Regions from separate parts of the Homo sapiens genome. Here region 2 is linked to region 1. A link is a loop called in an ENCODE intact Hi-C map of the cell type or tissue named here. Cell type or tissue: B cell. All regions are shown on one strand. Links, peaks and the distances in the headings refer to the core of each region. The heading gives the core; the rest is flanking DNA. Region 1 holds the start of LOC105373195 (a long non-coding RNA gene). Region 2 holds the start of CACNA1F (calcium voltage-gated channel subunit alpha1 F).

Region 1 (5,369 bases), core at 261-5,260:
GTCTGCAAGACCCTCCCATGCATGGAGCTACAGAGCCTCAAGCTCTCCTTCACAGTGTGTAAGCACCTCACTCTCACATCCACAGGTTCTTAAAACCTGGAGCCCCAGATTGGAAGCTGCCCTCTCCAGATTCAGGTGTGGAAGTCTCAACAAGAATTGGGAGGAGCAGTGAAGGAGGTCCAGGGTGTCCCCCCTTAGACAAGGTCAGGTCAGAGGTGAAAGAGGCAGGGGACTGCAGGTGGAATGAAAGCAGGAACCGTTCAGACCCTTTCACCTATGAGGATACTGGGTCTCTGAAAGGTGAACGGAGAGGCTTGCACAACCAGCCAGAATGGACATTAGGACACAGTGTGTCCACAGCCATAGTGAAATAGTCACTAACCAAGTGAGTCTTGTAGGTAAGCTGCCTGAAACTGGTGTTGTTGGCTTGCTGCAGGGACCTAGGCAGGTCCCTGAGCCTCTCAGACCCTGAGTTTCTTATTTGGCAAAGTAGTGGTGAAAGGCCCTCTCTCACTGCAATCCCATTCCTCCTTCCACTACAGTCACACTGTGTCCGAATGCTCCCTGCTTGGGGCTTATGTCCCCAGACACTCCCCTTTTCAAACATAGAAGAGGCCTCATTCCTCCACTGACATCAGCTAGTGTCCCATCCAACTCCAATGCATTCATTCACAGCCTCCTCAATTTTGGGTCCCATCTCTCATCCACTCTCCAAGGGACCTGCCCTCTGCAATTTTTTTTTCTTTTCTTTTCTTTTTCTTTTTCTTTTTTTTTTTTTTTTTCTTGAGAGGGAGTCTTGCTCTGTCACCCAAGTTGGAGTGCAGTGGAACGATCTCAGCTCGCTGCAACCTCCGCCTCCCAGGTTCAAGCGATTCTCTTGCCTCAGCCCCCCGAGTAGCTAAGATTACAGATGCCCACTACCACACCTGGCTAATTTTTATAATCTTAGTAGAAATGGAGTTTTGCCATGTTGGCCAGGCTGGTCTCAAACTCCTGGCCTCAAGTGATCCACCTGCCTTGGCCTTCCAAAGTGTTGGGATTACAGGCATGAGCCACCGCGCCCAGCCCACCCTCTCCAATTTTTGAGTTCCGCAACCTCATAATGCCCAGAGCACCAAACCATTCTTTGGCTCCAAAAGCTCCAACGGTACTCAGTCCCACCACACATTTCCAGTTTCCCAATAGGGACAGTGGGAGATAAACTTTCCCTGCAAATATACTGAGTGCCTACTTGTGCAAAGCTCTGGTGGAAATTGCAGAGTTTCCTAGTAAACTCGGGCTCCAGTTCTGCGTCCCTGCTTTTAGTTGTCAGAGGTCAGACAGTACCCTAATTTCTCTGGGCTTCGACTGCCCCTTCCTATGCTGGAATAGCAACATCCCAGAGTGGAAAAAGGAGCCAGCCCAGCGTCCTCAGCTAACGGAGGCCTCCTTGCTGGCCGCCAGATAGGCCACCCCGCAGATACAGGAACCAGGCACGGGCCCGCCACCCTGTTTCCAGGGTCTGAGCGGGTCACCAGGTGAGCACGCCCCAGAGCTCAAAACTCGTCGCTGGCTGCCCTGCGTCCACCCGGCCGACTACTGGCCATGGAGCCGCGCACAGGGGGCGCCGCGAACCCTAAGGGGAGCAGAGGAAGTACAGGGATTGGGGATGTTGGGGAAGGACAGAGCGAGTCGCCGCCACCCCCGTCCCGCCTGTCTGCTCCACACCTTTTCCTTCTGACAGGTGGTAAACAGAGCGGCTCTGGCGCCCAAGTGAAGGTGGCAGGGGGCAGGGGCCCAGCGATGGAGGCTGGGCTGGAGGTCCCCTACCCACACCCACACACGAGGGAAAGGGCCGCGCACCAGAGCAGGGGAGGGGCTCTCAGGAGTCTCCAGGGAGACGTGCAGATGTGCGGGGAGGGGTCTGCCCGTGGTCACTGGGGACACCTGGGCACTCAGGGTCTTAGTGAACTGGGGGGAGGGGAGCTGGGGGCCCCTGGGGACCTGTGGAGGGGGACTCTGGAGGTATGTGGGCCATGGGGGGAACGGGCCCTCTGAGGGAATTCATGGGGGTAGCAGCGGTTGCCTAGGATACCTAGAGGGGGAATTGGGGGTTCCGGGGCTACGGGGTCAGGCCGTGTTCTCCCGGGATATCTGGGGGAAATGGGTCCCCTGAGATATCGTGGATGAAGAGTTGGGCATCCAGGGTGATTAGGGGGCAGTCGAGGACCTCACGGGGTGTTCGGAGGTGTCTAGGACTATTGCAGTCAAACAGCGATCTCCAGGGACACCGTGAGAGCAGGCTGGGGGTGCACCCGCTACCCGCGATGGTCGGGGATCGCATGAGAGGGGAGGGACAGCAGTGACCTCCGAAACTACCGAGGGAGTGGCCAGGGGTCGCCGGGTATCCTGAGGGGCATTTCTAGTCTTTGAGCGTCCGGAAGCATGGGGGTTGGCGGAGGCCGATGGTCGGCGTTGACCTGTCCCCTCTTGCGCGCAGGCCTGGGCCCCTCCCGCCCGCGTGCCCCAGCGCCCTTCCGCTCCTGGCGCGGCTGGACGCGCGCCCCCTGGCTGCGAGGGCTGCGGTCGATGTGGCGGCGCTAGTACACAGGGCGGGCGCCACATTGCGCCTGCGCCGGAAGGAGGGTGTGTGACGGGGGTGGGGCCTCCCAGGGGGCAGGTTCGGAGAGGAGCTGGGTTCAGAGGAGCAGGCCTGGGGGGTCAGCAGCTACTGCCCTGCCTTGGGTGGGGCCAAGGGGCGCGATTTGGGAGGGCGGGGATCGGAGGATGCTTCGGAGGATGCTTCGAAGGATCCTTGGGGTTATCCTAGAATATTCCTTGAGGGTTATCGCAGTAGGTGAGGGCCAGATTAGTTGAGTGTGCGTAGCTGGATCCCCGTTCTGGTCGGCGGGGCCTTGAGGGTCCTTTCCGAGGGCTTGAGGCCTGGAGAGTGCTGGGGGCGAGCACGCAGCGAAGGGGCAGGCCTGAAATGTGAGTCATGGGGATGGAGCCTATAGGCCCATGGGGGCGGGGCTTGCGATGTCAGGAATGGGATGACGGTTAGAGGCTGATTAAAGGGTGTGCTCTGGAAGGTTCGGGAGTCAAATTTTTTTTATTATCATTATTATACTTTAAGTTCCAGGGTACATGTGCACAACGTGCAGGTTTGTTACATATGTATACATGTGCCATGTTGGTGTGTTGCATCCATTAACTCATCATTTACATTAGGTATATCTCCTAATGCTATCCCTCCCCCATCCCTCCACCCCACGACAGGCCCCGGTGTGCGATGTTCCCCACAGGAGCCAAATTTTGAAGTAGCATTCTCCAGGGTGGGCCGAATGGAGTTTGCCTGTGTGTGTGACCATATTTGGAGATAATCCTAAAGGTGTTATTTGAGAAATGTTTTCTGCGCTTTATTAAAGGGAGATAGGAAGATAAGGTCTGGAGGTGTTCAAATGGCCGGGCCCAAGATTCTTTAAGGAGGTGGAGCTTTGGGGATTACTTGAGATGAGGGTGGGGAGACAGTTTAATTGGAGGCGTGGCTCGGACGTAAATTCAAGGAGCTGCGGCTAGAAAGTGAATTTAAGGGGCGGGGCTGAGACAATTTCTATGGAGAGTCTCTAACCGCTTTCTCCGCCTCTTCAATCCCCTAGCCTTTATCGTTCTGGGCTGTAAGGACAATAATGTCATGGATAGTCGTCTGCCCCACAGACCCCCTTGCCTTTCATGCAGAGGTTCTATCATGACAAATACAGCCAGGCGTGAAAAACCTTGGGTACTTTTCTGGAGCTGTGAACAGTACGTGGCTCTGGAGTCTGCCTTAATGAACCTTGGGGGCGGGAGGCTTACAAGGGTATGGGGAAGGATGGAAGGTGAAGAAGGGCAGTGGACAAAGCTAGGCTGAAAACATAGCACAAGCCCTGAGCCAATATGGAGAATTGGGTAAGACTCCAAACTCTGGTGCTAGGCAGCCTGGGTTCAAGTCTGACTGCTTTTACCTGCTTCCTCACCTTCAGTATGTTATTTAAGCTCTTTGTGAAAAGCTTAGCTGCAGCCATACAAAAGAATGAGATCATGTCCTTTGCAGGGACATGGATGGAGTTGGAGACCATTATCCTTTACAAACTAACGCAGGAACAGAAAACCAAGTACTGCATGTTCTCAGTATAAGTGGGAGCTAAATGATGAGAACACATGAACACATAGAGAGGAACAATACACACTGGGGCCTATTGGAGATTGGAGGATGGGAGGAGGGAGAGGATCAGGAAAAATAACTAATGGTTACCAGACTTAATACCTGGGGGATGAAATAATCTGTACAACAAACCCCCATCACACACGTTTATCTATGTAACAAACCTGCACATGTACCCCTTAACTTTTTTTTTTTTTTGAGACAGAGTCTCGCTCTGTTGCCCAGGCTGAAGTGCAATGGCGCCATCTCGGCTCATTGAAACCTCTGCCTCCTGCCTCAGCCTTCTGAGTAGCTGGGATTACAGGTGCCCGCCACCACGCCCAGCTAATGTTTGTATTTTTAGTGGAGATGGGGTTTCACCATTTTGTCCAGTCTGGTCTTGAACTCCTGGGCCCAAGTGATCCACCCACCTCGGCCTCCCAAAGTGCTGGGATTACAGGCATGAGCCACTGCTCTGGGCCACCCCTGAAACTAAAAATTAAAAAAAAAAAATACTAGACCAGGCACGGTGGCTCACGCCTGTAATCCCAGCACTTTGGGAGGCCAAGGTGGGCAGATCACGAGGTCAGGAGATCGAGACGATCCTGGCTAACATGGTGAAACCCCGTCTCTACTAAAAATACAAAAAAAATTAGCTGGACATGGTGGCGGGCACCTGTAGTCCCAGCTACTTGGGAGGCTGAGGCAGGAGAATGGCATGAACCTGGGAGGTGGAGCTTGTGGGGAGCCGAGATTGCGCCACTGCACTCCAGCCTGGGCAACAGAGCCAGACTCCATCTCAAAAACAAATAAACAAACAAACAAACAAAACTAACAGAAAAGAGAAAGAAAGAAAAACTTAGCTACTCGAATGTAAACAAAATACATATATTCATGTTAAGAATCAGAACAACAACAAAAAACCAAAACCATGTAACCTGTATTTTTCTGAATCAACTTTCAGACTTTTTGTTTGAAATACAGGAGATCATGGGTAGAAAATTATTGCAATCTTTTAATAACTTTTTAATAGACATTGAGATATATATATAATTTACATACCATACAATTCACCCATTTAAAGTGTACACTTGGTTTTAGTATATTCACAAGATTGTGCAATCATCATCCCATTGTAAATTTAGAACATTTTTGTCTTCCTAAAAGAAACCCCATGCCAGTCGCAGTGGCTCATGTCTGTAATACC
Region 2 (5,369 bases), core at 1-5,000, 79 kb before region 1:
AGGGTTAGGGTCACACAGTTACCAAGTGGTGGGGCTAGGATCTAAACTACTCAGGCAGTTTGGCAGTACAGTCAGCAGCCTTAACCACTAATGAAAACTAAGCCGCAGGAAAAATGACAGAGGAAAGGCAAGTGTTGCAGAGGAAAGGCAAGTGTTGCAGAGGAAAGGCAAGTGTTGCAAAGGAACTTGGTTACTTTGTAAAAGAGGAAGAAAGAGGATGTGTGCATTAGGAGGAGGGCCACTCACCATGCAGGCCTGAGCCAGGCTCATGGCCAGGCGGAACCGGGCAGACATGGCAAGAGGCAGCAGAGGGCTGAGGCCAGAGCCCACCGCAGGGTTGATCACACGCAGGCAGCGGACCACAGCCTCTACAACCAGCTCAGTGGTGAAGGCGCGCAAGGTCTGCACATCTGGAGGAACTGCCCTGAAGAAGGGGACCAGCTTGATCGCAGGAATAGTCAGGCAACAGGGATCAGGCTGAGCCCTGCAGCCTTTTGGAAACACTAGTACCAGGGTCGGGGCAGGGAGGATGCCTACAGTTCAGACAGATCCTGGATGTTGGTGACTGTGACTTCCATTTGGAAAACCAGGAACTAGGGAAATCCTCAAGTCCTAAGATCTTGGAGTAGGAGAATGGTGGGTGGAAGAGAACTCAGTTTAGAAAAATATCAAAATTTGGGAGTCTGGGAAGGTGAAAGGGTCCAGGTGGCACAATCTCTGGGTTTCTTGGTTCCCAGATAGTATGTTCTTTGCATACATATTGAGCTGCTAGAGTTTTGAGAAGACTAGATTTTAGGAGGCTGCTGTTTTCAGAAGTTCCAAATGTCAGGGTCCCTGGGTATCAAGATCCCTGAATATCAAGACCACCTAGTTTCAAGCAATACAAAAATCAGACTCCCTAGATGTTGGCATCCTGGGTTTTTAGGGCCTCTGAACGGAGGAGTCTTCGTGCGTCAGGGTGACCAAATGCTGATGTCAGATTTTAGAATTCTGGGTTTTTTTGGCTGGGCGTGGTGGCTCACACCTGTAATCCCAGCACTTTGGGAGGCGGAGGCGGGCAGATCACTTGAGGTCAGGAGTTGGAGACCAGCCTGACCAACATGGTGAAACCCTGTCTCTGCTAAAAATACAAAAATTAGCCGGGCAAGGTGGCGCACGGCTGTAATACCAGCTACTTGGGAGGCTGAGGCAGGAGAATCACTTGAACCTGGGAGGCGGAGGCTGCAGTGAGCTGAGATCACCCCACTGCACTCCAGCCTAGGCGACAGAGCGAGACTCCATCTCGGAAAAGGAAAAAAAAAAAAAAGAATCCTGGGTTTTTTTAAGCCCCAGGTGTTTGGGGAACTGGAGTTTGAAGGATCCCAAGTATCTGGTCCAGGGATTTTTTGGAGTCCCCGAGTGCCAGGGTCCTGGGGTTTTACGCTCCCTGGTTCTTAGGGCACAGGTGTCTTAGGGTCTCCAGATAACAGGGTCTCAGGGAACTGATGTTAAGATTCCCCAGATTACAGGGTTCCGGGTCTTGAGGTTTCAAGGTTGTAACGTCTCAAGGTGTCTGGGTCCCAGAGCTTTGGGTGTACCAAATATCATGGTTAAAGGATTTGGGAGGCCTCTGATGTCGGTGTCAGGGAGGGCGGTGTGTGTGTGCGTGTGTGTGTGTGTGTGTGTGTGTGTGTGTGTGTGTGTAAGGGGGTGAGGGTCTTAGGATCCTGGAGTTGGAGCCCTGAATGTCAGGATCCCGGGTTTTAAGGTTCCCGGGAAACGGGGTCCTGGGCTTTAGAGTCCCGGATGTGGGCTTCGGGGGTGGGCGGGGGCTCTGTCCTTACGTGCCGGCCTGGCGCAGCGAATGGATGAGGATTCGGTCCGCCTCCTCCATGGTGGAGCCGTGTCGGAGTCGGGGGCTGGGTCCAGGACCGGGTCCGAGAAAGTGGGGAGCAGCTGTAGAAACCCTGCTCCGTGCTCGCGGTCCACAGAGTGTCACGGGTCGTGTGGGGAGAGTTGGAAAGTGTAGTTCTGTGAGCGAGCACGGCGCATGCCGGATGTGAGGCCTGGGGTGAGTGTGCACGGAGGTTGAGCTTGCAATAGCTGCTGGGAACTGTAGTTCTTCCACCTGCAGTCCAGTGGGCTCTTCCAAGGGAAAAAGGAACAACCCGTGTGGTGGGGAGTGGAGGGGCCGGACAGAAAGGGGCTTCCTGACTCATTCGTTTAAGGCGGCATTCATCTTCTAGGCTATAAAAGTGTACACATTAAGGGCAGAATTTTAACACAAAGCGACTACTTCCCTGTGTCTTAGTCTCCTCATCTGTAAAATGGGACTATTGACAGTACCTGCTTTTTAGGATTAAAACAGAATTAATTTATATAAAGCACGTTGTACTATGTGCCTGACACATAAGATAAGAAAGCACTATGTAAGTTATAGTTACTAGTGTCCATGCATTCAATAAATGCTTTAATATGATACACATTTGTACACTCCAAAGAATAATTACACAGCAAATATCTATGTAACCGGCTGGGTGCAGTGGCTCACGCCTGTAATCCCAGCACTTTGGGAGGCCGAGTCGGGTGGATCACCTGAGGTCAGGAGTTCGAGACCAGCCTGGCCAACATGGTGAAACCCCCTCTCTACTAAAATGAGAAAAATTAGCCAGGCATGGTGGCACATGCCTGTAGTCCCAGCTACTCGGGAGGCTTAGGCAGGAGAATCACTTGAACTGGGGAAGCGAAGGTGGCAGTGAGCTGAGATTGCGCCATTACACTCCAGCCTGGGCAACAGAGCGAGACTCCGTCTCTAAATAAATAAATAAAGCAAAAGAAATCTATGTAACCATTTCTTGAACAGCCGACGCGCACCTGCAATCCCAGCAGTTTTGGAGGCCAAGGCGGGAGGATCGCTTGAGGTCAGGAGTTTGAGACCGGCATGGGCAATACAGCAATACACCATCTCTTAAAAAAAAAAAAAAAATTGACACTTGTCCAAGCAGACGTCCCCAGCAGAGCCAGCCAGCATGACCGAGCGCCGCGTCCCCTTCTCGCTCCTGCGGGACCCCAGCTGGGACCCCTTCCGCGACTGGTACCCGCACAGTCGCCTCTTTGACCAGGCCTTCGGGCTGGTCGCAGTGGTTGGGCACCAGCTGCTGGCCCCGCTACGTGCGTCCCCTGCCCCCGCCGCGGTCGAGAGCCCCGCGGTGGCCGCGCCCGCCTACAGCTACGCGCTCAGCCGGCAGCTCAGCGGCGGGGTCTCGGAGAATCGGCCCACAGCGGACCGCTGGCGCGTATCCCTGGACATCAACTACTTCGCCTCCGACGAGCTGACGGTCAAGACCAAGGATGGCATGGTGGAGATCACCAGCAAGCACGAGGAGCGGCAGGACGAGCATGGCTACATCTCCCGATGCTTCACCCGGAAATACACGCTGCCCCCCGGTGTGGACCCCACCAAGGTCTCCTCCTCCCTGTCCCCTGAGGGCACACTGACCGTGGAGGCCCCCATGCCCAAGCTAGCCACGCAGTCCAACGAGATCACCTTGGAGTCACGGGCCCAGCTTGGGGGCCTAGGAGCTGCGAAATCCGACCAGTCTGCAGCCAAGTAAAAGCCTTAGCCCGGATGCCCACCCCGGCCGCCGCCACTAGCCGTGCCCCCGCACCCACCTGTGTGTTCTTTTGATAGGTTTATCTTCTGTTGTTCTCAAATAAAGTTCGAAGCAACCCAAAATTTAAAAAAAAAATAGTTGGGCATGGTAGTGCACACCTGCAGTCCCAGCTACAGAGGCTGAGGTCAGAGGATCACTTGAGCACAGGAATTCAACGCTACTGTGAGCTATGATCACGCCACTGCACTCCAGCCTGGGTGACAGAGCAAGACCCTGTCTCTAAAAATAATAATAATTGATAATATTTGATCTTTTTTCCATAGAGATATTGCACATATATTAGGTTTTTCCTACATACTTCGAATTCCATATACTACTGGAAAATGACATCGTTTTTCTTATTTTAGTTTGACTGTTTGCTGCAGGTATATATTTGGTAAATATTTCATCTGTTGCCAGGCTCTGGCCCACAAACGTCCCATTTGCACCCCCACCGCCACCCTCCCATACAACACTGTTATTGCCCCGCCCTGCGGCCTTAATCCCTCCAAAGCTGGGGGAAGAGAGGGGGGTTGTGTGCAGATGGCCCTTCAATCTCGAAAGAAAGATGTCGGAATCTGAAGGCGGGAAAGGTGAGAGAATCCTTCCATCCCTGCAGACCCTTGGAGCAAGGTAGAGCCCCTCTGACCCACCCATTGCCCACCCAGACCCCACCCCCAGAGAGCCTCTAGGGGACAAGAACCACATCACCCTGTTCCCCATCCCAGCCAGCCCCAAACAGCCTCTCTGCCACCAGAGCCCTAACGCTCAGCCTGACCCAGACACCACCCCCCATGGCCTCTCAGCCTCATCCACAGCCTTAGTTCCCAAAGGAAACCCAACCTCAATCCTGGCTCTGACCCCTATCCAAACGCCCACCTGAAACCTAACACAAACTCTACCAGCCAGAAGGCAAACCCCTGTTAGAGTCTAAACCCCACCCCAGATACAGACCTAAAGTGACCTAACCTCAACCTCAACCCCGGGATGTCAATACTGTTAGTGATTGCAGTCTCTGACTTTCCAGAAAGTGCACAGACCCTTTAAAAAAAAAAACAAAAACAAAAGAGAGAAAGAGAGAGAAGACATACTTGATGGTGGTAGTAAGCCATGAGGGCTCTAGAGTTAGACTGAGTGTGACTCCCCATTCAGCCACTTCAGCAAGTCACTTAACTTTTTCTTCTCAATTTTCTCATCTGCAAAATGGGAATAACTCTATGTGCCAGGCATTCTTTTGATTCTGAACTCATTTAATCCTCATAACACCGCTATATTTTAGGTACTGTTATTATCATCCTTATTATACAGATAAGGAAACTGAGGCTCAAAGAGATTACATAATTTGCCCAAGGCAACACATAGCTACCAAGTGGTAAAGTCAGGATTTAAACTCAGGCAGCTTGTTTCATCCAAAGCTGGGAATCTTAACCAGGCCAATCTACCGCCCTCTGAGGCTGAAACGAGACCATGGGAACTGGGAGTGGCCTTAGCTGAAAACCCCAATGCAAAATTCAAGTCCCACTCAAAACTCAACTTCGACCCTAACCTGTATCCTAATTCTAATTCCAATTCAAAATACCCAGTCCTAACCCTTAGACAAAACTCCACTCCTACCTATGTCTAAACCCATCCCCACCCTAACCCAAAACCCACCACTCAAATTTAACCTTAAATTCGCCCACCCCATGGCAATTTAAACTCTACCCCCAACTTAAACACCAAACCCTACTTCACTTG

The links. Hi-C counts contacts between places; a loop is a spot of excess contacts. Peaks named below come from ENCODE experiments on the same cell type or tissue, not always from the same donor. Only the 100,000 strongest peaks of a DNase experiment are listed, where the experiment ranks them.
Region 2: a loop joins it to region 1, with 16 times the contacts of the local background. A loop is called at or near these places in 2 of 110 quality-filtered maps.

What each region holds. Positions count from the first base shown.
Region 1 is chrX:49,153,567-49,158,935 of GRCh38, reverse strand. It overlaps LOC105373195 (a long non-coding RNA gene), which reads left to right and starts at 2,658. Exons shown (of 3, transcript XR_007068230.1): 1 at 2,658-2,970. RefSeq lists enhancers at 1,409-2,107, 2,468-2,612, 2,828-2,977, cis regulatory regions at 2,532-2,547, 2,328-3,788 and a silencer at 2,318-2,637. In B cell, for the core only: CTCF peaks have their summits at 2,352 and 2,555; DNase peaks (open chromatin) are centred at 2,585 and 3,482; H3K4me3 peaks cover 1,665 bases; H3K27ac peaks cover 1,339 bases.
Region 2 is chrX:49,232,141-49,237,509 of GRCh38, reverse strand. CACNA1F (calcium voltage-gated channel subunit alpha1 F) reads left to right here and starts at 4,170. Exons shown (of 48, transcript NM_001256789.3): 1 at 4,170-4,225. The coding sequence starts at 4,201. It overlaps CCDC22 (CCC complex scaffolding subunit CCDC22), which reads right to left and starts at 2,040. Exons shown (of 17, transcript NM_014008.5): 1 at 1,824-2,040; 2 at 247-424. The coding sequence starts at 1,873. It also overlaps the pseudogene HSPB1P2. In B cell, for the core only: no CTCF peak of the experiment used is centred there; DNase peaks (open chromatin) are centred at 379 and 2,019; H3K4me3 peaks cover 1,192 bases; H3K27ac peaks cover 1,907 bases.